3 separate regions of the Homo sapiens genome follow, and all the other regions are linked to region 2. Evidence: chromatin loops called from intact Hi-C (ENCODE). Cell type or tissue: PC-3. All regions are shown on one strand.

Region 1 (8,000 bases), 73 kb after region 2:
AGCACTCAAAGTCCTACAACCCAGAAAACCACTTGGTCCCAGGCGACCCAGGATGCTTGATCACCCCAGAAAAGACCCTGAACTTGGTAACAATACTAAGATAATGCTGCCCTAACAAAGCAGATAATGTGTAGAGTGACTGATGCAAACCGATTCCCACCATCTTCTCCTTTGCCTTCTAACCAAAGAGACTGGGAAGCTACTTTCTTGACATCCCAGACTACCTGCCACTAGTGATGGTTGTACGGCTCAGCTCAAGCCAATGAAATATAAGCAGAAGCCTTGGGGAGTCCCTCATTTCCTGAATAAAAAGGAAGACGTTTCCGCTGTTACCCTTGGCACTTTCCCTCTTTCCCCTGTGGGAATAGAGAGATGGTGCCTAGATATGAAGCAGCTATTTTGTGAGAATGAGATGAGCAAGTGAGCACAAGGAAGGCTTCTATGCTAAAGATGGTGAAGCAGAAAGACCCTGAGCCACACAGTTTGGCCAGACACCACTCACCATAACCCAAACATGCACCCTGGTTCATACCTCTGATCCCTGTAGCTTGTTACTTCTCTACATAAAATGTCTTCCCTACTTTCTGGATGGACTCTGACTTCAAATCTCAATCTAGAAGTTACCTCCCTCTGCAAAGCCTTCCCCAGCCAAAACAAATGTCTTTTTTTTTTTTTTTTTTTTGAGATGGAGTCTTGCTCTGTCACCCAGACTGGAGTGCAGCGGCACCATCTTGGCTCACTGCAACCTCCACCTCCCGGGTTCAAGTGATTCTCCTGCCTCAGCCTCCCGAGTAGCTGGGATTACAGGCACATGCTACCATACCCGGCTAATTTTTTGTATTTTAGTAGAGACAGGGTTTCACTGTGTTGCCCAGGCTGGTCTAGAACTCCTGAGCTTTAGGGGTCATTTGTTCACCCCAAACCCAGTCAGCCCGCAACATTAGCATTAGTTGTATGGTTAGTTACTAATGCACCCACTATAGTCTCCCTGGCTGACCACGCTGTACTATACCTACAAAAAGTACTCTGTAAATGAATGAGTATGAAATATTTCATAAGTCACTGACTGAACAAGTCAACCCCTTTCCTCTTTGAGTTTCTTAAGGGAACAAATAGTATCTCACTCACTGTTGCATCCCTAACAGGCAAATCTGAGATGCCCAATACATGTTTGCTAAACACAAACCATCACAGCTCCTCATAAAAATGTCTCCATTGAGCTGTGATTTAATGCCATCCCTTTCTGTGGGCTGAGAAATGCCTACTTGGACAGGGGTTTAGCATCATTCAGGGAGACTGCATTTCAATATATATATTTCTTATTTGTTTAAAATGTTTCTTTTTATACAACCAGCATGCTTTTTTTTTTTCTTTTACAATCTGGTATTTCCCTTTAGTGGGGAGGATGAAGCAGAATGGGAGGGAAGATTGCCAATGTTATTACTCTTTGATGATAACATAGGATTAGAACCCAAACATAAATTACTCCTAAATTCAGAGAGAAAAAATAAAAACAAAAAAATTATCTTTCTTCAAACTTCTATGCTTCTTTATTTGACAATAAGAATTTTATAAACCAACATCTTGTTCTTTTCTCCTTAGCATCCAGGATGTTTAGAACTAAATTATTCATTCTAGACATAGGGTTTATCTGATATTTCATCTTAATTATTTTTGATGCTTTGAAAAAAAGATTAACCTATTAAACATATTTTAACAAACTAAGCAATGTAAAATCATTTTTTTGATCCAGGCATAGTATAACCAACATCCTCAACAGCTGAAATTAAGCAGTCACTTTCTGCAGCATCAAAACTGCAATAAAGGGAGTCTCTGAGCCTACTCTGGTTCAGAAGCTGCCTACAAAACAATAAAATATTTTTTAAAACTGCAGTAAAGCCTTGAAAAAAAGTATGCATCTCCCAAATTTTGGCAAAATCAGCCCCCCTTTTCCTAAATTATTTTGATACATTTTAACAAGCTTCAACTGAGATTTTTAAATCACTGCATATTTACACATCTTTAAAAGTTTTCTTGGCTGGGTGTGGTGGCTCATGCCTGTAATCCCAGCACTTTGGGAGACGGAGGTGGGCAGATTATCTGAGGTCAGGAGTTTGACACCAGCCTGGCCAACATGGTGAAACCCTGTCTCCACTAAAAATACAAAAATTAGCCAGGCGTGGTGGCGCATGCCTGTAATCCCAGCTACTGGGAAGGCTGAGGCAGGAGAATCGCTTGAACCGGCAGGTAGAGGTTGCAGTGAGCCGAGATTGCACCATTGCGCTCCAGCCTGAGCAACAGAGCGAGACTTTTCTGAGACGGAATCTGTCCCTGACAAGGGCCAAACAAACAAAAAAAAAGTTTTCTTTATTTTATTTATTTTATTTTTGAGATGGAGTCTCACTCTGTCACTCAGGCTGGAGTGCAATGGTGCGATCTGAGCTCACTGCAGCCTCAGTCTCCCAGGTTCAAGCGATTCTCCTGCCTCAGCCTCCCGAGTAGCTGAGACTACACGCATGCGCCACCATGCCCAGCTAATTTTGTATTTTTAGTAGAGATGGAGTTTCACCATGTTGGCCAGGCTGGTGTCAAACTCCTGACCTCAGGTGATCCGACCACCTCGGCCTCCCAAAGTGCTGGGATTACAGGCATGAGCCACCACACCCAGCCAAAAGTTTTCTTTTATCAAGCATTAGACTGCCCACATTAACATACAAAACCTCAGCTCTTCATTATTTTTCTCCCAGAAACCTTCTGACTGGCTTAATTTTGTCCTGGAATAAAAGGCCTACTTAAATTGAGAAATAATTCTGTGTAACTATGAAAGCAGTAACTTCTCAAAATAAAATTTTGCCTTTCTACTTGGAGATGCCTTAGAAATAGTACTACAAAAAGCAACAACCAAAAAAATGAAGATTAGCTTCTGAAACAAATCTTTGTGAGAAAAAAAAGTAATGCCAGTCACAAAGAAAGAGCACTTATATAAAGAATCTGCCACATTCCCCACATAGGAGAGATGTGCTCCTAGAAAGTTGAAACCTATTTTTCTACTGCCATAGTTTAAAAGCCGGCAGGGGTGGGGAGTGGGGGAAGAAGGAGGGGGTGATACATTTACAATTTCAGAGCTCTTCAAATAGTAGGCAATGTTGACATGAAGTTGCAAGTGTAAATATTTGTTCCCTTCCTGGTTTATAAATTTCATGATGATAAAACTCTGTGTATAGAGCCACTAATTAAAAAGGAATCTATTTGCCTTGTAGGATGCTTGAGGTTGTATGTTTATTCAAGATGAATAAAGTGGTGCACACTAGAAAGGAACAGGAATTAGAATTTTGAACTTCATTGGTTTAACAAGTTCCTCCTGGGAATGAAAAGAGACTTCATTTGTCAAATCTGAGAAGGCTTTTCAGATGATAATTTGTGTGAAGATGCAGCAGTACATACAGTAAAAAATTATCTCCCCTGACCTTGAAAGGAAAGAAGGATGATATGTGATCAAGAAACAGCAAATTAAATGTTTGAGAAAAAGGAAGACAGGCTGGGCACAGTGGCTCATGCCTGTAATCCCAGCACTCTGGGAGGCTGAGGTGGGCAGGTCACTTGAGCTCAGGAGTTCGAGATCAGCCTGGCCGGCATGGTGAAACCTCATCTCTACTAAAAATACAAAAATTAGCCGGGTGTGGTGGCGTACATCTGTAATCCCAGCTACTTGGGTGGCTGAGGCAGGAGAATCTCGTGAACCCAAGAAGTGGAGGTTGCCATGAGCCACTGCACTCCAGCCTGGGTGACAGTGCAAGACTCCATCTCAAGGGAAAAAAAAAAAAAAAGAAAAAAAGGAAGACAATTTTCCATTACTTTGGTTTCAGGGTCACTTAACATTACCATTTAATGGTAATCTAGTAATGAGGTCCCCTCACTATTCAAGATTGCTTTAATGTGCTACACATAAGAACTAGCTAAACAAAACTGATTACTACATTACACATACAGATGACAGCCAGGATTGCTATTATTTACTTACATACTAAGTGGAATCTAGACCTTAAGCCTGAATAGCCACCACCACCACAAACAACAAGATCTTATTTTGCACTAGGAATGTTTAAAGCACTCTGTGTTTATTAGCTAATTTAATTTATCCAACATTTTGTTCTTGAAATGACTATTATCCCCAATTTATCTAATACAAAATATTTTTAAACATGTATCTCACACCCATAGAATATACAACACCAGGAGTAAACCCTAATGTAAACTATGGGCTTTGGGTGATAAGGCTGTGCAATTACAATGTGTCATCAGATGTAACAACCATTCTGGTGGGGGAGGTTGATAATGGGGAAAATTGTGCATGTGTAGGGGTAGGGAGTACATGAGAAATCTCTGCCCCTTCCACTCAATTTTGCTGTAAATCTAAAATTGCTCTTCAAAAAAAAGTCTACTTTTAAACACACAAACACACACACACATACACACACACACACACCCCACACACACCACCCACACACAAAACATAGATCTCACACAAAGAAGTAACTTCTAACCCTGCACACAGCAAGTACTCAATATTTGCTAATGGCAAGACTGGAAGTACAGGATGACTATGAAATCAACTAAGAAAGGCTGGGCATGGTGGCTCACGCTTATAATCCCAGCACTTTGGGAGGCCGAGGCAGGTGGATCACTTGAGGTCAGGAGTTTGAGACCAGCCTGGCCAACATGGTAGAAACCCTGTCTCTACTAAAACTACAAAAAATTAGCTGGGTGTGGTGGCGCATGGCTGTAATCCTGGCTACTCGGGAGACTGAGGCAGGAGAATCCCTTGAACTAGGAGGCAGAGGTTGCAGTGTGCCGAGATTGCGCCACTGCACTCCAGCCTGAGCGACAGAGCAAGACTCTGTCTCGGAAAAAGAAAAGAAAAGAAAAGAAAAATCAACTAAGAAAACAACTAAGAAACTGACAGACTTACAGCCTATCAGTCACTGAAGAAATAAACAACATATGACAACCTACAGTAACCACCCAAGTGAATTTGTCTTTTGCTTTCTTATTCCCATGGGGACTACAGGACCTCTGTGATAACATAAGTTCCTTCTACAATGATCCTGTATGTGCCTTTCCAATTTTTCATAACTTCAAGTAAGAAATACGTTCACATCATGACCTACTATACACATATGTGAATATTAAACTAAAATAGAAGTTTCATGAAACATTACTTACCCTTTTACACAAGGCATGCTATATTTTTATTCTGTTTCTCTTTTTTTTTTCTTTAATGCTGATAGGAACTCATTATGTTGATTTCACAATCAATTAATGAGAGACAATTCAGTTTGAAGAACACTGATTTCATGCCTATATTTTGGTTTTCTGGGTAGAGTAAAATTTCTGTCTGCACCTGATAACTCTAAATGAGTCATTTCATCTCCCTGAGTCTCACCTCATCTGTGAAATAAATACCTGTATTAACTACTCATAGAGTGGCTGAATTGAGGAAAAGAGAGAGGGAATAAAAAGACCTTGGGGAGAAGATTCTATTGGAATTCAGTCTGCAACCATCAGGGTGCACCAAGTGGGGAACATCTACCTCCCTCTCTCTCCCCTAAAATCTCTTCCAATCCATGAGCAAGTTCTGTTAAATATGTTCTTCAAAACATATTTCAGATCTGTCCTCATCTCTCCATCCCCACTGTCAAAACCCCAGTCTATGCCTCCATCCTCACAAAGGCCTCCTCCCAGGCTTGCCCTCCTCTACCCTTGCTCCTCTATAGCTCCCCTGGCCACACAGCAGCCTCGGTGACCTTTAAAAAGTTTTATTTTATTTATTTATTTATTTATTTATTTATTTTGCTGCTGCTCAGACTAAAGTGCAGTGGCATGATCATAGCTCACTGCAGCCTTGTATTCCTGGGCTCAAGCGATCCTCCTGCCTCAGCCTCCTGAGCAGCTGGAACCACAGGCACATGCCATCACATCTGGCTTTTTTTTTTTTTCATTTTTTGTAGAGATGGGATCTCTCTATGTTGCCCAGGCTGGTCTCCAATTCCTGGCCTCAAGCGATACTTCCACCTCAGCCTCCCAAAGCACTGAAATTATAGCCGTGAGCCACCATGCCTGGGCAAAAAAGTTTTATTTTGAAAAAATTTCAAACCTATAGAAAAGTTGCAGGAATAATTCAATAAACACCCATATGCCCTTTAAAACTGGCCACTTTTGCTTTATCTCTCTTTTGTGAATCATTTGAGAATAAGTTGTAAAGACCATGATCATTCACCCCGCTTAAGAACAAGGTCATTCTCTTCATTTCCATAATGTATTATCAGACTTAGGACACTTAACATTGATATAAGAGTATCATCTAACAGTCAGTACATATTCCAAATTTGCCAGTTTTCCCCAATACTGTCCTTTACAGTAAGTTTTCTTCCTCCAACCTAGGACCATTTAGTTTTCATGTCTCTCGATGACTTTAAAACATAAACTAAGACAGGTACAGTGGCTCATGCCTGTAACCCCAACACTTTGGAAGACCAAAGTGGGAGGATCACTTGAACCCAGGAGTTCACCCAGCCTGGGCAACATAGCAGAACCCCCTCTCTACAAAAAAAAAAAAAATTAATTAGCCAGGAGTGGTGGCACAAGACTGTAGTCCCAGCTACTCAGGAGCCTGAGGTGGGAGGATCGCTTGAGCTTAGGAGTTCAAAATCAGCCTGGGTAACATAGTGAGACCCTGTCACTACAAAAAAACTTTAAAACTTTGCCAGCCATGGTGGTACACAACTGTAGTCCCACCTACTCGGGAGGCTGAGGTGGAAGGATCACTTGAGCCTTGGAGGCAGAGGTTGCGCTGAGCCGAGATCGTGTCACTGCACTCCAGCCTGGGTGACAGAGTGAGACTCTGTCTAAAGAAAAAGAAACTTACAGAATCTCAGGGTTGAAAGAGACCTTTATTTAGGTCATGTAGCTGAGCCCACGCTACTGCAGAATCCTCACAAGTTGTCATGCAACCTCTATACCAGCTGCTGCAAGGATGGGAGCCCATGTGCCTAGAAGCCGCTTCTCTTGTCTCCAGGTTCTGTGAGTATGTAATACTTGCATATTTTGAGCTGCTCTCTGTCTGGGTTCAAACAGGGCTGAGCAAGTGTGAGAAGGGAACTACTGAGTATCTAGTCTGTGCCAGACACAATGCCGGGCATTTCCCTTAGGTTACTGTTAGTAAAGGATAATTTATTGTTGCTCTCGTATGTGCCATAATTCACTTCTATCTCACACCTATCCAGGAGCCTGTTTTCCTTTGATTTTTAAAGGACCTGCTGCTCACTGTCTTTCTTGAAGCATCCTGTCCTCTCAGGTGGGCTGAAGAGTAGGTTGTTATCCTTATTAAACATATGAGGAAATTGAGGTCTAGAGAGAGTTAGGACACCACACATGGGAGCCAGTCTTCTGACTCCAGCTCCAGGCTTTCTTGTATACTGTTCTGGGCGTTCCTGTTTGAGCTGAGGATGTCTGTGTTTCTAGCACCTGAAACTTCCTTGTTCTGGCATGCTAAACCATATTGTTCTTACTCATCTTGGTATACCTCACAATGCTCCCCTTAGAGTGAGTGTTGCAGCCTATTCTTAAATTTCTTGTAGAGACAGAGTATCTCTATATTGCTCAGGCTGCTTTCAAACTCCTGGGCTCAAGCAATCCTCCTGTCTTAGCCTCCCTAAGTGCTGGGATTATAGGCATTAGCCACCATGCCCAGCTTGTAATTATTTTTTAAATTGAATCAAACATGTCTTAAGTACTCATAAACCATATGAGGGCTAGGCATGGTGGCTCACGCCTGTAATCCCAACACTTTGGGAAGCCAAGGCAGGTGGATCACTTGAGGTCAGGAGTTCGAGACCAGTCTGGCCAACATGGTGAAACCCCATCTCTACTAAAAATACAAAAATCAGCCGGGTATGACGGTGTGTGCCTGTAATCCCAGTTACTTGGGAGGTTGAGGCAGG
Region 2 (8,000 bases):
TCCCTTACTAAACCATAAGTTCCATCATGATGGCAGAGACTGTTCATTGCTGTAGCCCCAGCTTCAAAAGTGTATCTATTGAATAAATGAATAAACAAATGAATAAACTGCTCTGAAGTTGGGAACTGGTTTCTCCAATTCACAGGTCCCAAAATATTGTCAACTGTCTTTTATTTTCATGTATATCCTCAATGACCACAAACACGACATGTAAAGAAACCATCAATGGCAAGGTGGGTTCCACCATTGTCTAATCTGAAACCTTTTTTACTCTGACACACATAATAAACGACATTTATGTTTGCTATATACTTCCCTGGGCATAAACTGACAAGACGGGACCAAAATTTTAAAATCAGTTGGGAGGAAAATTATCTGCCCAGTATTCACTATTAGGGCTTGCTTAGTAATAGTCACTATAGGTTGTAATAGTCACTATATAAGACAGATTTGGAGCATGACCAGTTGCCAGCACCTAGTTGTGGTGGCACTCCCCCTCCCCAGTCCCGCTATTTCTTTCCATCTCTACAAAGAATACAAGGTTATTAAAAGAAAAAAAAAAAGGGTCGCTGGGCGTGGTGGCTCACACCTATAATCCCAGCACTTTGGGAGGACAAGGCAGGCAGATCATTTGAGGCCAAGAGTTCTAGACCAGCCTGGCCAACATGGTGAAACCCCGTCTCTACTTAAAAAATACAAAAATGAGCTGGGCATGGTGGTGCGCACCTGTAGTCCCAGCTACTCTGGAGGCTGAGGCAGTAGAATCACTTGAACCCGGGAGAGGGAGGTTGCAGCAAGCCAAGATCATGCCACTGCACTCCAGCCTGGGCAACAGAGCAAGATTCTGTCTCAAAAGAAACAAAAATTAAAAATTAAAAAAAAAAAAAGAAAAAGAAGGAAGCCAAGTAAAATGAATACACTGCAATGGTAACAAAATTATAACAAGACTATGTATCGGTTTAGTCTTTTTAAATTTAATTTTCATTTCAATCTATTCAATTTATTTTGAGACAAGCTTTTGAGACTGGCTAATTTTTTTTTTATTTTTGGTAGAGATGAGGTTTCACCATGTTGCCCAGGCTGATCTCGAACGCCTGGGCTCAAGTGATCCACCTGCCTCGGCTGGTGCTGGAATTACAGGAATGAGCTACCATGTCTGGCCTGTTATGGTCTATTTTTAAAAGAAAAATATTTTACAAATTTTGGTGCCTTATTACTGGTAATGAATTATTGTCCACAAACTTCACAACTGATGGCACTGCAACAAAGGCTGAAAACTGCTTCCTGTTGTTACTAAGGTTTTTTTGTTTGCTACTTCAGAACTCTATTTGACACTTACCTAATAAAGAACTAGACTTTATTTCTTGCCACTTAACCCACTTATGCAACTGATGTCTGTCGGAACAGATCAAGTTTGCTCCTAATTAGGATAGAGATCATGCACACTCAGGATTTTCCCTCACAGCAATCTGCTTCAGATATGGTCTTCGGAAACACACTAACTCTAAAAGTAGGGATTTCCTGTGATGATCTAAATCATCTTATTTTTTTTCCAGAGCGTTATTTTGTTCCCGTCTGCATCTGCAGTAACAGTAACTGTGGTCAGGACAGCCATTCCTCTGCAGGGAGGTTCATGCCCAGCACTCCCTCAGAGCAGCCCTGGGTCTACTTCACATCCTTCGGGGTAGAACAGAACTCTGTTTACGACAAGTCTATCGCCATTTTCTCTATACTCCTGTACCCTTTTGTTTTATTCCATGGCTATTCTTGCAATTTCATCATGAATTGGACATAAGTAGACACCAAACAATTTTTTTCTAAAAGATAATTGGAGATATACTTACTATAAGACTTTACACAGGCAACACTGTCATCATAATTCTACTCTCCCTATATAGATTTTTATTGTATCACCTCCCCTGCTCATTATACTTCTCTGTGGGTAATTGGTTCTGTGAGGGAGCACTATATCATCCCCCCGAGCTCTGTGGATTAAGTATCTGTATTACTCAGGGCAAAAGGATTTATTATTGTTAATGTATGGAGATCTTGAATGTGACTGCTGTATTTTTACCTCCTTGTCACAGGATGAGGGTTCTCCATATTTTAAGTGACAGTAAGGAAGCAGGAAAATCTAATAAAATAAAAATATTCAAAAGCATCCCTACATATATCCCTAAAATACATCGCTTCTTTTTTCATTTAAAGAAATCATTTAGAAACAAAAAAAGATATAAATGACCACACAGTGGGAAAGTCCCATGATCAAAGGCTGACTCAGAAGTATAAAATAATAAAGCTTAGCCATAACGGAGTAAGACGAGAGAAGGAAAGTCTTTCTAAGAACATCAACCACAACAGTTTTTAATTGTGTGGACTTAATTGAAATGCTCACACTGTATCCTGTAGTCTAGAACTTGTTCTAATCAGGCAGGTGTGCCATTTATAAAAGTGCTGATTAAGGAAAGTGATTCTATTGGAAGGAAACAAATCTAATCCTACATACTGCATTTAACAATAGCATCTCATTTGTGTGGTGTGTGTTTTCTTGTTTTTTTTGTTTTGTTTTGTTTTGTTTTCCTGGTAGATGAAGCCTACAAATTTCTTAGGGGTGGGGCGCGGGGCTGGGGAAAGGACATTCATGAAACAATTGCTTGCCCCAGGGCCTTCAGTTTCTTATCTGGACAGGGACTTCTCTCCTCCACTTCTGCCATTAGAAACTGCAGGTATTGGATTTATCTTCTGAAGAGGGACCAAAGTCTGATTCAACACAGCTGGAAATTCAACACATGGTTACAGGAAGTCTGTTTAGGATTTACAAACTATTCTCTTTGGCAAGCATATCATGATATTAGCAATATAAACCCTACTCTGGATTTAGAAAAATGGAATTTTAAAATCAACTTACATTCAAGTGTCACAAACCTTTAGTCATTCCTTTTTAAAAAGAAAATTAACAAAGTGCCTCTCTAGTGATTCCCAACTTCAGTGCTGTAGGAACCTTCACTGGAGCAGGTCCAGACTTCAAGACTATAATTTATTTAGGGATACAAAAATCGACAAGGATGTAAATAGAAATTCTGTCTTAAAGACGGCAAGAAAAACAGTAGGAAAACCTGGGCACTAGATTCTGAAAACAATGCAAGTACTGCCATTGGTAGAAATTCTGTATTGTAATTCATCTCTATGACTTGGGAATGTTTTCCAAGTGAGGCTAGAAGCAAAATAGTAATGCATAGATTAAAGGATAGGCATAACAACAATTTACAAGAAACACAAGCAAGAGCTGATACTTAGTAGAGCTGTGTATCAGCTAGAGGCAGCTAGGAGCTTCTGCAGTTGCCCCAAGGCATTCATTTTAATTTAGATATGGTGCTACAAAACACTGCCTAGGCACACTGTGAACTGAATGTAGACATTCTTACTATTAATCCTGCCAAGAGAAACCTGCTCTAACTGCTCAGGAGACACAGGCAACTCAACTGAATGTAATTAGATCCAAACAGGAAAGTAGAATGAGGAGATGGGACATAGGTAAGTGGTTATTAACAAGCTAGAAAAGTCAGACACTAGTCACTTTCTCAATAATATTATCACCACCACCTCTGACAATGCCCTGCACTCACAGAGATTTACATGGCAGTTGAGATGTTATGTGCTATTCAATAAGTTACTAATATTTACTCAGCACCCAAAGTATGCCACGCAGAATATAATTGGTACTCCAAGTGCTTGTCCTCATAGAACCAATAAAAGTAGTGTAATTCCATTACTACACTTAATTCTCAATTGCCCTCTGGGCACACAAACCATCTGGTGTGCAGAATTTCCATGCTCCTGACTTCTTTTGTTTTCCCTGCTTTCAGACTACCTCTGACCCTTTCAATTGCAGTATTCATAAGCAGTAGGAAAAGAGGATTATGTGGATAATTACTACCTGAAGGTCAAGAGCTCTGACCTTGTTTTTTGGAGTTAATTCTGTGTAGCAGAAGACTCATTCTTAGACCCCCTTTGTGGCAGAGTTTCTAAATCTCCTTATGCTTTAGGCCAGGCACCACCCTGGGCACTTACATGAGCATTATCTTGGACAGACTCTGCTCCCTGGCACCACAGCTTCACTGTAAGGTGTGTTGGAACTGCACAAAACCAAAGCCCCTCCCTGCATACTAATACAAGCTGCAGCAAAGCCAGGAGAAGAAATACCAGGCATGACAAGGCCTTCCCCTGAGGGTGAAGATTTTAAACTTAATTTCCTAGATCTTTACTAGGGTAAACAGTAGAAAGCCTACTAAGGGTAAACAGTAGAAAGCCTACTAAGGGTAAACTGTAGGAAGAAGGAAGAAAAAGCCCATTATTTTGGTGACATTGGTAAAATTTTGCATATCTTAAATAGCTTAGTACATGGTGAGCTCTTGGAAGATCCTTGTTTGGTTTATCTTAATTACTATACATAATAAAGAATTATACACACAGTAGATGTTTGATTAATATCTGTTGAATATACGAATGTAACATTTCTCATACTTGGTACTTTCTTATCAGTTTCTAAATTACATTCTTACTTTAGCATATAAATGGTAAATAAATAATAATAGAACAGCACACGGTTATGGGGGGAAATACACATTTTAAATGTTTGCACATTTAGAACCTTCACATCTTCCCATTTACAGTTGTTGTTTTTAGTTTGTTTGTTTTTGTTTTTTCAGCCGGGAGCGGTGGCTCATCCCTATAATTCCAGTACTTTTTTGGGAGGCCAAGGCGGGCAGATCACTTGAGTTCGAGACCAGCCTGGCCAACATGGCAAAACCCCATCTCTATTAAAAATACAAAAATTAGCTGGGCGTGGTAGCACACGGCTGTAATCCCAGCTACTAGGGAGGCTGAGGCAGAACTGCTTGAACTCAGGGGGTGGAGGTTGTAGTGAGCCAAGATCGTGCCACTGAACTCCAGCCTGGGCGACACAGTAAGACTCGTCTCAAAAAAAACCAAATATAACAAACAAACAGTTTTTTTTTCAATTGTGGCAAAATATAAATAACATAAAATTTACCATTTTAACCATCTTTAAGCATACAGTTAAGTGGCACTGACTACATTCCCGTTGTTGTACAACTAAGTTGAGCCATATTTTACATACAATGAAATGTACAGTTTGATGAGCTTTAAATAAATGCATACACTGGTAACCCACACCCCTATCAAAATACAGACCACTCCATAACCCAGAAAGTTCTCTCCTGCTAGTTCCCTGCTCATACCTTTCCACTTCCCTTCCTAAGCAATCACAAATCTGATTTCTACCACCACGATTTGATTAAGTCTGTTCTGGAACTTCATTTAAGTGGACTCAGACACTATGATTTTTTTATGTAGGGCTTCTTCCACTCTCCACAATATTTTTGAGATTCACATACATTGTTGTATCTGTCAGTATTTCATTAATTTTTATCACTGAGTAGTATTTTACTGTAAATATACAAAATTTTATTTGTTCTCTCTATAATTGATTAGCATTTGTTTTAAGTTCAGGGCTAAAATTTTAAAAATCACTATGAACATTATTTTTTAGAATATGTGCTTTCATTTCTCTTGATTAAATACCTAGGAGTGGAACACCTGGGTCATTAGATGGGTATATGTTTAACTTCATTAGAAACCCCTAACTAGACTGATTAAGAAAAAGAAAATGCAAATCACCAATATCAGGAAGTAAAGTAGAGATATAACTACAGACCATTAAGACGGTAAAATAATGGGAAATATTATTAACAACTTTATGCCAATAAATTAGACAACAGAGATAAGAAATGGACTTCACTGATAGACAAAATTATCAAAACTAACCCAAGAAGAAACAGAAAATCTGAATAACCCTAAATCTACTACAGAAAATGATTCATTATTTAAAACCTCCCTAGAAGAACTACCAGGCCCAGATGACTTTAGCGGTGAATTATTTCAAAGATTTAAGAACACAATGCCAATTTTACACGATCTATTTCAGAAAATAGAGGAGGAGGAAATATTTCTCAATTGGTTTTATGAAGCCAGCATAATTCTGATACCAAAATCAGATGAAGACATTATAAGAAAAGAAAATTAAAAGTGCAGTCAATATCCTTCATGAAAATAATCTCCATTATGAAAAGTTTTACTTTAAAAAACAACTCACCTTTACTTAAGTATAATTACATTGAGGTGTAATTTATTTGCAAAAACACGCAACCTTTTAAAGTTTGGGCAGGCCGGCGGGCACAGTGGCTCATGCCTGTAATCCCAGCACTTTGGGAGGCTGAGGCGGGCGGATCACTTGAGCTCAGGAGTTGGAGACCAGCCTGATAAACATGGTGAGACCCCGTCTCTATTAAAAATACAAAAATTAGCTGGGTGTGGTGGCTGTAATCCCTCACTCAGGTGAGGCAGAAGAATCTCCCGAACCCAGGAGGCGGAGGTTGCAGTGAGCCAAGATGCACCACTGCACTCCAGCCTGGATGACAGAGTGAGACTCCGTCTCAAAAAAAAGAAAAAAACAAAAGTTTGGGCAAATGATACATCCATGTAATAATCCTAACAATTAAGACATAAATCCCTCTCATCACCCCAAAATGTTCCTTCCTGCATTCTCTTCCCTTTTCAGACCCAGGCAATCACTCATCTGCTTTCTGTCACGACAGATTAGTTTCGCCTGTTATAAAATTTCATATATGAAATCATACAATCCGTACTCTTTTATGACTTAACCTTACACTTGACATATTTTTGAGATTCATCCATGTTGTTGCATGTGTGAGTAGATTATTCCGTTTAATGTTACTCAGTGCCTCATTTTATGAATATATCTAAATTTGTTTATCCATTTACCTGTTGACAGACATCTGAGTTCTTTACAGTTTGGGGCTCTATGAATAAACTTCATATGAACATTCATGCAAGTCTTTTTTGTGTACATGTTTTCATTTATCTTGGGTAAATACCTAGGAGTGGAACTGCTAGGCATACGGTTAAGTGTAGGTTTATTTTATAAGAAACAGGCAAAGTGTTTTCCAAGGTGCTTGTGCCATTTTACACTTCCAGTTGCACTTGGTATGGTATTATCAGTGTTTTTAATTTTGGCCATTCGAGTGTATGGAAGTGTCTCATTGTGATTTTAATATGCATATCCTTTTTTTTTTTTTTTTTTTTTTTTTGAGACGGAGTCTCGCTCTGTCGCCCGGGCTGGAGTGCAGTGGCGCGATCTCGGCTCACTGCAAGCTCCGCCCCCTGGGCTCACGCCATTCTCCTGCCTCAGCTTCCCGAGTAGCTGGGAACACAGGCGCCTGCCACTACGCCCGGCTAATTTTTTGTATATTTAGTAGAGACGGGGTTTCACCGTTTTAGCCAGGATGGTCTCGATCTCTTGACCTCGTGATCCACCCGCCTTGACCTCCCAAAGTGCTGGATTACAGGCGTGAGCCACCGCGCCCGGCCTAATTTGCATATCCTTGATGACTAATGACGTTGTTCATGTGCTTAATGGCCATTCATATATCTTCTTTTGTACAGTTTCTGTTAGAATCTTTTGCCCATTACAATGGTCACTGCAATATATTGTCAGATCCTCTTTCAGTGAAAAACCTATTGTCTCAGCTAAGAATGCTATGGGAAATCAGTATTCAGCTATCACTCCCTCCAGGGATTGCCTCAAGCTGCAGAGAATCACACTGGCCAAGATATATCCTTCCTAGCATGGGCCATATCCAGTGATACAGGCCCACATTACTGAGTGATGCAGAAATAAAAAGGCACCATCAGGGCCCAACTCAGGGAAATTCCGAAGGTCCAGTCCAGCTTCAGAGCAATCTGTGAAGTCATCCAAGGCTGTTCCTGGGCCGCATCACTGCTCAACATCTCCCTCCATCCAGTGCTGCTTTGTTGCCCTCCTTCTCAAAAGCCTTAATACCAAGGGCATCCCTTACTAAATATCCCATACCTGAGCTTTATCCGTAGCTGCTTCCTGA
Region 3 (8,000 bases), 150 kb after region 2:
GTGGTGCATGCCTGTAAACCCAGCTACTGGAGAGGCTGAGGCAGGAGAATTGCTTGAACCCGGAGGCGGAGGTTGCAGTGAGCCGAGATCACGCCACTGCACTCCAGCCTGAGTGACAGAGTGAGACTCCGTTTAAAAAAAAAAAAAAAAAGAAACATTACTTAAAAATCAGAAAAAGGAGGCCAGGTCCAGTGGCTCACACCTGTAATCTCAGCACTTTAGGATGCTGAGGCGGGCGGATCACCTGAGGTCGGGAGTTCGAGACCAGCCTGACCAACATGGAGAAACTTCATCTCTACTAAAAATACAAAATTAGACGGCATAATGGTGCATGCCTGTGATCCCAGCTACTTGGGTGGCTGAGGCAGGAGAATCGCTTGAACCTGGGAGGCAGAGGTTGGGGTGAGCCAAGATTGCGCCATTGCACTCCTGCCTGCGCAACAAGAGCGAAACTCTGTCTCAAGAAAAAAAAAAAAAGCAGCAAAAGGGGCTGGACATGGTGGCTCACACCTGTAATCCCAACACTTAAGAAGGCCAAGGCAGTTGGATCACTTGAGGCCAGGAATTTGAGACAAGCCTGCGCAACATGGCAAGACCTCGTTGTTACAAACAATGTAAAAATTAGTCAAGTGTGATGGCATGCACCTGTAGTTTCAGCTACTTAGGAGGTGGAGGCAGGAGGATTGCTTGAGCCCAGGAGTTGGAGGCTGCAATGAGCTATGATCACACAACTGCACTCCACCCTGTCTCAAAAAAAAAAAAAATTGTTTGACATGGTGGCTCACATCTGTAATCTCAGCACTTTGGGAGGCAAAGGGAGGAGGATCACTTGAGACCAGGATCATTTGAAACCAGCCTGGGTAACATGGTGAGACCGCTTCTTTACAAAAAAAAATTTTTTTTTAATTAGTCAGGCATGGTGGTGCATGCTGGTAATCCCAGCTACTCAGGAAGCTGAGGTGGGAGGATCACTTGAGTTCAGAAGTTTGAGGCTTCAGTGAGCCAAGATCATGCCACTGCACTCCAGCCAGGGTGACAGAGCAAGACCTTGTCTCTAAAATAATAATAATAATATTTATTGATACCTCATATTTTACACAGTTATGGGGTACATGTGATATTTTGTCACATGCATGGAATGGGTAAAAATCAAGTCAGGGTATTAGGGGTGTCCATCAACTTGAGTATTTATCGTTTCTATATGTTGGGAGCATTTCAAGTCCTTGCTTCTAGCCATTTTGAAATATATAATACATTGTTGCTAACTAGTCATCTCACTTTACTGTCAAATACTAGAACTTACACCTTCTAACCAACTGTATGTTTGTACCCATTGACCAATCTTTCTTCATCCCTTCCTCGCACCCACACATCCTTTGCAGCCTCTAGTATCTATTATTCTACTCTCTGCCTCCATGATGTTAACTTTTTTTTAGCTCCCACATATGAGTGAAAACATGTGATATTTGTCTTTCTGTGCCTGACCTATTTCACTTAACATAATGACCTCCAGTTCCACCCATGTTGCTGCAAATGATGTGATTTCATTCATTCCTTTTTATGGCTGAATACTATTCCGTTGTGTATATATGTCATATTTTCTTTATCTATTAGTCCATTGATGGACACTTAGGTTGATTCCATATCTTTGCTATTGTGAATATTGCTACAACAAACATGGGGGTGCAGATATCCCTTTGATGTACTGATTTCTTTTCCTTTGGATAAATAACAAGTAGTAGAATTACTGGATTGTATGGTAGTTCTATTAATATTTTTAGTTTTTCAGGAAATCTCCATACTATTTTTCTTTTTTTCTTTTTTTTTTGAGATGGAGTTTTGCTCTTGTTGCTCAGGCTGGAGTACAGTGGTGTGATCTCGGCTCACTGCAACCTCTCCCTCCCGGGTTCAAGCAATTCTCCTGCCTCAGCCTCCTGAGTAGCTGGGATTACAGGCACACACCACCATGCCCAGCTAATTTTTTTTTTTTTAGATGGAGTTTCGCTCTTGTTGCCCAGGCCGGAGTGCAATGGCGTGATCTCGGCTCACCGCAACCTCTGCCTCCCGGGTTCAAGCGATTCTCCTGCCTCAGCCTCCCGAATAGCTGGGATTACAGGCATACGCCACCATACCCGGCTCATTTTGTATTTTTAGTAGAGACGGGGTTTCTCCATGTTGGTCAGGCTGGTCTCAAACTCTTGACCTCAGGTGATCCACCCACCTCGGCCTCCCAAAGTGCTGGGATTACAGGCATGAGCCATCACACCCAGCAGCCCGACTAATTTTTTGTATTTTTAGTAGAGATGGGGTTTCACCTTGTTGGCCAGGCTGGTTTCGAACTCCTGGCCTCAAGCAATCCACCCATCTCATCCTCCCAAAGTGCTGGGATTACAGGTGTGAGCCATCATGCCCAGCCATACTGTTTTTCATAGTGTCTATGCTAATTTACATTCTTACCAACAGTGTGGAAGTATTCCCTTTACCCTGCATCCTCACCAACATCTGTTGTTTTTTGTCTTTTTAATAATAGCCATTCTGGCCAGGTATGGTGGGTCACGCCTGTAATCCCAGCACTTTGGGAGGCCAAGGCGGGCAGATCAGCTGAGGTCAGGAACTCAAGACCAGCCTAGCCAACATGGTGAAACCCTGTCTCTACTGAAATTACAAAAATTAGCTGGGCATGGTGGCGCACGCCTGTAGTCCCATACTCGAGGGACTGAGGCAGGAGAATTGCTTGAACATGGGAGGCGGGGGTTGCAGTGAGCCAAGATTGCACCACTGATCTCCAGACTGGGTGACAGAACAAGACTGTGCCTCAAAAAAAAATAAAAATAATAATAGCCATTCTAACTGGCATACTCCCAATTTGGCCTCCCAAAGTGCCAGGATGACAGGTTTATGCCACCATGCCTGGCCCTTAACCATTTTTAAGAGTACAGTTCTGCGGCATTAAGTACATTCACATCGTGCTACTGTTACTGCCATCCATCCATAGAACTCTTTTCATCTTGCAAGACAGAAACTCTATACCAATTAAACAAGAACTCCCCCTCCAGCCCTGCCCACTGTTTCTGGCAGCCAGTATTCTACTTTCTGTCTCTATGAATTTGACTACTCTAGGTGCCTCACGTAAGTGGAATCGTACAGTGTTTATCTTTGTGACTGGCTTATTTCACTTGGCACAGCGTCCTCAACATTCATCTATGTTATACCGTGTGTCAGAATTTCCTTCCTTTTAAGGATGAGTCATTTCCATTGTGTGAATATACCATGTTTTCTTTATCTATTCATCCACCAATGGACACTTGGGTTGTTTCCACTTTTGACTATTATGAATAATGCTGCTGTACACATAGGAATACAAGTATATCCTCCAATCCCTGCTTTCAAGTGTTTTTGGGTATATACACAGAAGTAGAATTGCTGGGTCATGTGCTAATTCTATTTTTAATTTTTTGAGGAACTGCCATACTGTCTTCCAAGAGGCTATACCATTTTATATTCCCACCAGCAGTGCACAAGTTTTCAGTTTCTTCACATCCTTGCCAACACTTGTTATTTTCTGTTTTGTTTTTATTATTATTATTATTATTATTATTTGAGATAGAGTCTCACTCTGTTGCCCAAGCTGAAGTGCAGTGTCACGATCTCGGCTCACTGCAACCTCCGCCCCCCGGGTTCAAGCGATTCTCCTGCCTCAGCCTCCCGAGTAGCTGGGATTACAGGCGCCTGCCACCACGCCTGGCTAATTTTTGTATTTTTAGTAGAGATGGGGTTTCACCATCTTGGCCAGGCTGGTCTTGAATTCCTGACCTCATGATCCACCTGCCTCGGCCTCCCAAAGTGCTGGGATTACAGGCATGAGCCACTGCGCCCGGCCTATTTTTATTTTTATTTATTTATTTATTTATTTATTTTTTGAGACAGAGTCTCTCTCTCTCTGTCACCCAGGCTGGAGTGCAGTGGCGTAATCTCGGTTCACTGCAACCTCCGCCTCCCAGGTTCAAGTGATTTTCCTGCCTCAGCCTCCTGTGTAGCTGGGACTATAGGCACCCGCCACCACACCCGGCTAATTTTTGTGTTTTTAATAGAGATGGGGTTTCACCATATTGGCCAGGCTGGTCTCGAACTACTGGCCTTGTGATCCGCCTGCCTCGGCCTCCCAAAGTGCTGGGATTACAGTCATGAGCCACCACGCCCAGCCCTGTTTTTATTTTTTGATAGTAACCATCCAAATGGGGATGCCGTGGTAGGATGGTTTTAAAATACAAAAATTACAACTAATATTGCTCAGTTTGAATTGATTTTCAATTCCAAAGGCTTCCCTCATCTGAAACAGAAAGCATCCAGAAGAACCAGGGTTTGAATTACCTTCTTCCCAGGGGTCTTGTTCCACCATCCTGAATGTAACACACCCAGAGGGTTCAATTCACTCAGTCCAGGGCTGCTCCTCATCTCAGTTCCTCATCTGCAAAATGATAATAATAATAGTATCTCCCTCATAGAGTTGTTATGAAGATTAAATGAGTTAATTATTATAAAGCACTTACAGCAGGGCCTGATGTACTGCAAGCCCTATATAAACACCTGTTAAATAAAATGATCGAATATATTTTTCCAGTTTTGTAGGTTCTTTGGAGACACTGATGGAATGTGAGAATTGTGTCCTGCAATGGAAAGAACATGAATTTACCAAATCTTTACAGAATGTCCGATATTGTTCTAGGCATTGGGAAGCAACATGGGAGATGCTCCAGGAATCTTTCAGATTCTCCAGGATTAAAAACACAACTGCTCAGCTTCCACAGTCTCTTGTAGTGATACTGCATTCTGGCACTGTCCTGGGTGTTTATATGCCACTCCAATCCTTACAACAACCTTGTAACGCAAAGACTATTGTTTGTTCGTTTGTTTGTTTTGAGAAAGGGTCTCACTCTGTCACCCAGGCTGGACTGCAGTGGCGCAGTCATGGCTTATTGCAGTCTTGACCTCCTGGGTTCAAGTGATCCTCCCACTTCACCCTCTGCGGTAGCTGGGACTACAGATGTGTATCACCACACTTTGCTAATTTTTAAAAGTTTTTTGTAGAGATAGCGTCTCACTATGTTGCCCAGGCTGGTCTCAAACCCTTGGGCTCAAGCAATCCTCCAGCCTCAGACTCCCAAAGTGCTAGGTTTATAGATGTGAGCCACTGTGCCCAGCCAGCAAATTAATGAATTTACAGATGATGGCATTGAGGCTGTGAGGGGTTATGGGACTTGCCCAAGTTGGGTGCATGGTGGGAGATGGTCTAGAAGGGAGGCAGGGCAGGCTCAACCCTGAGCTTGGGACCTCAGGAGTTAAGGAAGGTCCACTGTTTACTGAGTGTCTGACAAATGCAAGGCGGGCTAAACTTTTATATGTGAGAGTCATCCCACTCATCATGGGACTCCCCATCTCCCAGGAGGGACTTTGGCCATCCACTTTTACCAAAGAGGAACCAAGGCAGAGCAAGGCTCAATCACCAGCCAACAAAGAGTAGGTTCATTTCCAAGTTGCTGGACACCTGAGAAGATGGCTTCAGCACTATCAATAATTTAAAAGGAAACCTCTTTCATCAAAATCACCTGGGTTGCAAATAAAAATGCAGGTTCTTGGGCCCTGCCACAGGTCCATTAAATAAAAATCTGCCTAAGATTTGGACATTTCAATAAAGCTTTCCTTGCAACCTGTAAATAAGGAGAACAGGACTATCTACAGAGTTAAGCCATGAAGTCAACACCAAAGAATCCTGGTGAGATATGCAAAGTCACCTCTAAAGGGACAGATCAGACTTCCCCTTCCCTCTCGACATAATCCAGATTGATCGTATTAACAAATTTAAAGGAGGAATGAATATGAGAAAATGTTATGACCTTGGTGTAGAGGAACATTTCTTAAACAAAACACAAAAATCACAAGCCTTGAAAGAAAAAGATTCAAATATTCAACTGCATAAAAAAATGAAAGGGTTCTGTGCAACAAAAGATGTCAGTTTTAAAAAATGAAGACGGCCGGGCGCAGTGGCTCAAGCTTGCAATCCCAGCGCTTTGGGAGGCCAAGACGGGTGGATCACTTGAGGCCAGGAGTTCAAGACCAGCCTGGCCAACATGGTGAAACCCTATCTCTGCTAAAAATACAAAAATTAGCCAGGCGTGGTGATGCATGTCTGTAATCCCAGCTACTCAGGAGGCTGAGACAGAATTGCTTGAACCCGGGAGGCACAGGTTGCAGTAAGCCGAGATGGTGCCATTGCACTCAAGCCTGGGCGACAGGGCGAGACTCCATCTCAAAAAAAAAAAAAAAAAAAAAAAAAAAAAAAGAAAAGAAAAAAGACAAGACAGAGAAGGGGAGAAGATGTTTGTGTTACATATAATCAGCAATGGATTGTGTATAATTAACAAAATATCAGTATCTAGAATATATACAGAATATCTAAAAATCAACTTTTAGGCTGGGTGAGGTGGCTCATGCCTGTAATCCCAGCACTTTGGGAGGCTGAGGATCACTTGAGGCCAGGAGTTCAAGACTAGCCTGGCCAACTTGGTGAAATCCGTCTCTACTAAAAATACAAAAATTAGTCAGGCGTGATGGTGCACACTTGTAATCCCAGCTACTCAAGAGGTTGAGGTGGGAGGATCGTTTCTTGAACCAGGGAAGGGGAGGTTGCAGTGAGCTGAGATCGTGCCACTGCACTCCAGCCTGGGCAACAGAGCGCCCATCTCAAAACAAAAAAAAAAAAATTTTTTTTAAGTGAGAAATAGTTCAAGACCAGCTTGGACAACATGGCAAAACCCTGTCTCTACTAAAAATACAAAAAATTATCCAGGCTTAGTCAGGCGTGGTAGCGCAGGCTTGTAATCCCAACTAAGGAGGATGAGACATTAGAACTGCTTGAACCTGGGAGGCGGAGGTTGCAGTGATCAGAGATCACACTACTGCACTCTAGCCTGCGAGACAGAAGGGGACTCTGTCTCAAAAAAAAGGGGGGTGGTGGAGAAATAGCTCCATAGAATAAGGATAAAGAACATCAAGAGGCAATCAGAGAAGAAAAGACCAAACCACAAATAAACATGAAAAAGGTGCTGAACTTCACCAGGGATGGGGAAATGCAAATTAAAACCACAAAGAGCTATTTCAAGGGCGGGTGAGGGGCAGACATGTGGTGGTGGCTCAAGCCTGTAATCCCAGCACTTTGTTTTTATTTTTGTTTGTTTCTTATTGAGAAGGAGCCTCTCTTTATCGCCTAAGCTGAAGTGCAGCGGCGCGATCTCCACTCACTGCAACCTCCACCTCCTGGCTCAAGCGATTCTCCTGCCTCAGCCTACCGAGCAGTTGGGATTACAGGTGCCTGCCACAACACCCGGCTAATTTTTTTTTTGTATTTTTAGTAGAGATGGGGTTTCACCATGTTGGTTAGGCTGGTCTCAAACTCCTGACCTCAAGTGATCTGCCCACCTTGGCCTCCCAAAGTGCTGGGATTCGAATCACTTGAGGTCATGAGTTCGATACCAGCCTGGCCAACGTGGCGAAACCCCGTCTCTACTAAAAATACAAAAATTAGCCGGGCATGATGGTGTGAGCCTGTAATTCCAGCTACTTGGGAGGCTGAGACAGGAGAATTGCTTGAACCTGGGAGGTAGGAGGTTGCAGTGAGCCGAGATCACGCCAGTGCACTCCAGCCTGGGCGACAGAGCGAGACCTTGTCTCAAAAAAAAAAAAAGGGCTGGTGAGACTGGGCGGCAAATGAAACTTCTATAAATGCTGGTGCCAGTGTAAAGTGGGACATCCTCTTTCTAGAGCAGTTTGGCAATTATTAGTTATTACTGATAATATTACTAATAATTAGTAATAATAGTTATTACAAATAATATTAAAAAGGCAAATGCCCTCCGATCCAAAGATTTCCTTCTTAGGAAAATTCTCCCGCAAGTGCCCTAAAGGACAAATACAAAAGTGTCCACTGCAGCATTATATATAAT

The links. Hi-C counts contacts between places; a loop is a spot of excess contacts. Peaks named below come from ENCODE experiments on the same cell type or tissue, not always from the same donor. Only the 100,000 strongest peaks of a DNase experiment are listed, where the experiment ranks them.
Region 1: a loop joins it to region 2, with 3 times the contacts of the local background. A loop is called at or near these places in 1 of 110 quality-filtered maps.
Region 3: it touches region 2 in a loop (6-fold over the local background); 1 of 110 quality-filtered maps calls a loop at or near these places.

The regions. Positions count from the first base shown.
Region 1 is chr10:74,871,302-74,879,301 of GRCh38, reverse strand. The region is part of intron 3 of KAT6B (lysine acetyltransferase 6B); the gene reads right to left. Among named protein-coding and RNA genes, the nearest start is that of KAT6B, 49 kb to the right of the region's middle. RefSeq lists enhancers at 7,188-7,317, 7,328-7,397. In PC-3, no CTCF peak of the experiment used is centred here; a DNase peak (open chromatin) is centred at 3,221; H3K4me3 peaks cover 400 bases; H3K27ac peaks cover 1,505 bases.
Region 2 is chr10:74,943,999-74,951,998 of GRCh38, reverse strand. All of the region lies in intron 3 of KAT6B (lysine acetyltransferase 6B), which reads right to left. Among named protein-coding and RNA genes, the nearest start is that of SNORD172, 74 kb to the left of the region's middle. In PC-3, no CTCF peak of the experiment used is centred here; DNase peaks (open chromatin) are centred at 1,998, 2,278, 3,628 and 4,128; H3K4me3 peaks cover 884 bases; H3K27ac peaks cover 3,032 bases.
Region 3 is chr10:74,795,184-74,803,183 of GRCh38, reverse strand. No RefSeq gene overlaps it. Among named protein-coding and RNA genes, the nearest start is that of KAT6B, 27 kb to the left of the region's middle. RefSeq lists enhancers at 6,871-6,990, 6,821-7,407. In PC-3, no CTCF peak of the experiment used is centred here; a DNase peak (open chromatin) is centred at 3,173; H3K4me3 peaks cover 498 bases; H3K27ac peaks cover 1,471 bases.